Linked DNA regions of Mus musculus: region 2 is linked to region 1. The links are chromatin loops, found by intact Hi-C in ENCODE. Cell type or tissue: left cerebral cortex. All regions are shown on one strand.

Region 1 (2,500 bases):
TGCAAATATTTATTTTAAATTTGCTCCCCTTTCTTCCTTAACTATTTTTGCATTATTTGAATTATATCTGATCACATGCGTACAGAGGCACAGACTCCCTGCTTTGAGTTCTGAACAAGCTCTGGGTGGGCATAGCAAAAAAAGACAGATTTTATAAGCGGGAATTGCTTGATGAACTATTTATAAAGATAACTGCTTGGCACGTGTGCACAAGGCTGCCTTCTTTAGAGGGTTAAGGGCGTATCTGAGAGATCGGGCACTGATTTAGCACACATTAAAAACCTTGGATTTGCTCACCATAACTGGCACCCCTCAAATTAACAACATAAGTCAGTGTAGACTTGTGCAAATATGGCGATTTGCAACTTACTCGGAGAATATCAGCCAACCAAAATGAAATGCACTGGGGTGGGGGGAGGGGAGCAGGGCGGTGGGGAGACAGAGGGTGAGCATCAGGTCACTCGGGACTGCTAAGTCTTTTCTGTATTTGTTTCTACCTTGTTTACTTTTGAAATGGCCAAGGACAGCTGGACACCCTAGCTCATGCCAGGAGTCCCAGTGTGAAGGCTGAGAGAGGAGGATTTTGAGTTCAAGGATAGCTGGCCTAAGGAAACAACAAAATTTAAAAAGCAAACAAAAGGCCAAAGAGTTTGTGACTTGATTCATTCACCAAAGCTGGTCTAAGTATAGTCCGGGTAGAAAGGGAGGCATTACAGGGGGCAAAGGTACCTAAAGGTTACTTACTACCCCCAGGATACAATAAGAAGGCATGAAGGTACACTCTACATAGCTCATACCAAAGAAATAAAAGAAAGCTTAAGAAATCCAGGACACAGAGAAACACTGTCTCGAAAAACCAAAAACCAAACCAAACCAAACCAAACCAAACCAAACCAAACCAAACCAACAACAAAAACAACAAAAAAACATCAACAACTAAAAAGCAAAACAGCAACACCGAGGTAAGAGGCTGGCGAGATGGTGCAGCAGTTAAGAGCACTGGCTGCTCTTACAGAGAAGCCGGCTTATTTCCCAGCATCCACTGCGGCTCCTACATCAGACACAGAGCCCCAGAGTCTGAATTTTACCGATATGGATGTGCGACTTCCACCTTTCAAGGATATTCCATTTGCTTGCCAAGGAGTCGGTACAAACACCTTGTGAACAGTGTCCCAGCATGTCTCTGTGAACCCCAAAATGGGTCAGGAAGGCATTAAACAGAAGTGGGTTGTCCCTAGATGATATGTAAGAACACTAGCATAAAAAGCTTTTATGGTCTGTCTCAATTATTTAATCTCTGCCAGTTCAGATGAGCGTCCTCTGCCTCTGTGCTAATCCACACCGACATGTGAAGTGAGGCAAGCTATTCCCGTAGCATTCAGGAACGGAAATAGAGGTGTCAGAGGAACTTGGGAAGCAGAAATGAAGAAATGACGTCCATATAATAGCTGCTGTTTAAAAATATACTGTGAAAACTGCCAACAGGGCTGTGCATAGATGCAGCAGGTCTGGAGAAGTGCTGGCCATTTTGAGCCATTTTCTCTGATGGTTACAAACAGCTTCAACCACAGAGGCTGTGTCTATAGATATTTTCTGAGACTGATTCTCTAAGTTGCACTCTAAAAGTAATCACAAAGGTATGTGTTTTCCTTATTGGAAGGAACCTTAAAGGGCTTCATTTCCAAACCCTTTGTTCAATGGAGGTAGTAACGTAATATGACCCAGAGTGGAGAGGTGACCTGCTAAAGTCAAGTTAATGATTTATGTCAAGAGCCAGAAGAGATCTGGGGCCCTCAACTCCCACCAGAGTCCTTTCTCTTGCTCTGCAAGGCCTTGATTAATAAACTACCTGCTTCCTGAAAACTAACCTGCAGGGGTCATTCTTATATGGTGCTCGGGACACTTCCATCCTCAGAAGTATAGCTTGTCTTTCTTGGGGAAACCCAGACTTTTGGGGTCATACACACATAGCCATGTTCTGTGTTTTTGAGGAAGGGATGAGGGTGATTTTGAGTTTCATGTGTGCAAGTGTGTATGTGTGTGTGTAGTGTGTTCCTTTCTTTAAAAAAATTATTTGTTCTTCTATAATGAGCCTGTTATTGCTTGTGTCTTCAAAAAAACTAAACCATTTTAAGAAATATTATAGGGTCCAGATTATAAACAGGTGTCATACTCATATGGGCAAGGCAAACACTCTACCAAGTATGTGTGTGTGTGTGTGTGTGTGTGTGTGTGTGTGTATGTATGTATGTGTGTGTATGTATGTGCATGTATATGTGTATATATATGTGTGTGTGTGTTTGTGTGTGTATATATATATATATATATATATATATATATATATATATATTTAAAAAGCACCAAGATAGATATTTTTCTTTTAAACAAAGTTGTATTATGTAATTCTGGTTGGCTCAGAACTTGCTATGTAAATCAGACTGACCTCAGACTCTTATGATGGCACACCTGTCTCTTCTTCATGTGCTAGAATTAAAGGCAA
Region 2 (2,500 bases), 100 kb after region 1:
GAAAATGGACGTAAGGGGAAAGAGGGCAACCCGCATCCCTCACAGAAAGGCAAGTCCGAAGAGGGAAGGAGGAGAGTATTCACAATGCCTTTTTACTTGGTCAGACATGTCTGCCCATGCACGGTACTGGAGACCTTAGAAAAGAAGCCATTCTCATACAGCAATGGAAACCAAACACAGACAGTGAAGTAAAATTGGTACTCATTGGTGGTGGCAAATGCTTACTATAAAGACAAATTTGGGAACTATAATGAAAAGTAGGAAAACTTGAGGCTTGTCTAAAGAGGCGGCACCCCCAGAAAAGGCCTGAAGAAAGAACAAGGTGTAGGGTAGGGTTGCTCAGTGCACTGTGAATTCCAGATGAAGGGCTAACAATGTTTTAGCACAAGTATGCACCCAATGGTAAATGTGACAAGCCTCTGGGGGTGGGGTTGGGGAGGGGAGTGTACCAGGTGGACCAGAGGGACTGAACGGACGAGTAAAGGCAAGCAGAGCTGGACCCCAGGAGGAAATGGAGGTGAGGGGATGGAGAGGTGGGAGACACTGGTATAAAGCCCAGGTCCTGTGAATAACAAGGTTCCTCTTCTAAGCGGGATGATAAACTTTCAAGATATTTGGGGATGTGGCACATGATAAGACCTTGATTTTAACAGCTTATTCTGGATACCATGTTGGAAACAAACTGTGAGTGATGAGAGACAAGGACAGAGACCAGTAAGTCGTTTAGAAGAACCCTGTTGCCATCTGATGATATAGCACTGGCAGCATCTATATGTGTGCGCCAAGATATGCACACAGCATTCAGGAGCCTGGAGTCTGAGCCCCCACTCATAGCTGCTCCATTAGAAGGCCCTCCAGAAATCCCACTAGACATCACGGATGCGAGAAAATAATCAACCTGCCAACGAACCTCTGTTAACCCCTTAGGAGCGCTCACCTGCTGGGATTGGCGACATGGGCATTCAGCACTGGGGAGGCACAGGCCGGATGACATTTGTGAGCTCCAAGCCTGTCTTGTATACAGAGTGAAATTCTGGTTCAAAAAAATAAAACAAAACAAAAAGCCCTACTAGCCTAAGCAATATGCCACAACTGCTCTACACTGCCATTTTAACATACAAATAGGTCCCAGGCCAAAAAAAAAAAAAAAAAAAAGCGGCGGCGGGGGGGGGGGGGGCAAGTTTCTGAGGAAAAAAAATGTTGATAACACCAGTGACTTGGGACTGCATCAAGCTAAGGATTTAGAGAAATCATTTTTTTCTAAACCCAATCGTATGTGACGCCAGATGGGTTCTAAAACTAAGGTTTCTAAGCAGGATTAAGACTTGGCATCAGGGCTAACATTTCTGTTTTTGTTAGCTAGCCCTGAAGGGAAGCATTTCAGAAGAGTCCACACACGTGCCCCCATTGGTGATACACCGTCTATTAACTATCATCACAACCCCAACACGCATGATTTTACTGCAGAAAGAAGCAATAAAGCCTTCAAAACTGTTAAACATACAGTGCCACTGTTAAATACTCAGTTCCTGACAAGTCACATCTGTCTTCCTTTGGAAGAAACATTTGGCTAACGTGGCCCCTCCCTCTCCAGATGAAACTGCTGATAATGACCAATTTTTCACCTTCCAAAAACAATGACTTTGTGCTTGGCCTAGTGAAAAAAAAAAAAACCCACAGGGAGTGTACCTCTCTCTAGTAACCTCCCCTTTGACATAAATTACAAAGCTTCTCTGAAAAGAAAGACGGAAGACTGTTTTAATTATGACACTAATTTAATCTCCTACAGCCCTATTGAGCCATCTACACATGAGGCTGTCCATGGATGCCGGATGTACCCCACCCTACACGCGTGCCTTTTCTCAGTTCTCTCACTTTCTCATGGAAAGAACGCCCGTGAAACACAAATCCTGATACCTAAGGATCTATATGTGGAGCCAAATGTCTCGTCAAATGAAAATGCCACAAAGCAGGCCTATGATTATAAAATTCTGATTATTAAGCACAAAAATAGTACCCAGACATATTTCATAGGCACGCTTCACTTAGCTAGCTAGCAACAGCTGCCTTCCTGGAGTCTTGTGAAATGCACCACTTTCCGCCTGCAGACATTCACACTGAAATGTGACCCTCAGAGAAACACCTGCTTGGCTCAGGTAACCCACCTCTCACCAGGAAGAGGCTTTGTTAAGCTAGAGAGCTGGTCTCTGAGAAACTCCATCAGGTGAGTAAATATCTCAATGCCAGCCACCCAGGATGTCCACCAGCCAGGCCAGCCACTGCATAGAGCAGTTTCTCTGAGAACATTCTTGCTGTTTACAGTGTTGCCTCTACAGCCCAAGTGGTAGGAAGGAGTTATGAAACACTCACTCGGGAAAGGAGCTTTGGAAATTGTCTGAAGTGGTGAATTCCTAACCCCAGATAGCAAATTAGCACATTAAAAGATGAACATGTGTTACTGAATATTTTTTCTATGTGAAGTTTGTAATCCACACTGGTA

Evidence for each region. Peaks named below come from ENCODE experiments on the same cell type or tissue, not always from the same donor. Only the 100,000 strongest peaks of a DNase experiment are listed, where the experiment ranks them.
Region 2: a loop joins it to region 1, with 2.6 times the contacts of the local background. A loop is called at or near these places in 1 of 42 quality-filtered maps.

The regions. Positions count from the first base shown.
Region 1 is chr3:68,674,222-68,676,721 of GRCm38, reverse strand. No RefSeq gene overlaps it. Among named protein-coding and RNA genes, the nearest start is that of Il12a, 16 kb to the left of the region's middle. In left cerebral cortex, no CTCF peak of the experiment used is centred here; DNase peaks (open chromatin) are centred at 152, 1,107 and 1,364; H3K27ac peaks cover 1,928 bases.
Region 2 is chr3:68,573,145-68,575,644 of GRCm38, reverse strand. All of the region lies in intron 5 of Iqschfp (Iqcj and Schip1 fusion protein), which reads right to left. All of the region lies in intron 2 of Schip1 (schwannomin interacting protein 1), which reads right to left. Among named protein-coding and RNA genes, the nearest start is that of Gm22073, 27 kb to the right of the region's middle. In left cerebral cortex, no CTCF peak of the experiment used is centred here; DNase peaks (open chromatin) are centred at 821, 1,438, 1,894, 2,218 and 1 more place; H3K4me3 peaks cover 2,500 bases; H3K27ac peaks cover 2,500 bases.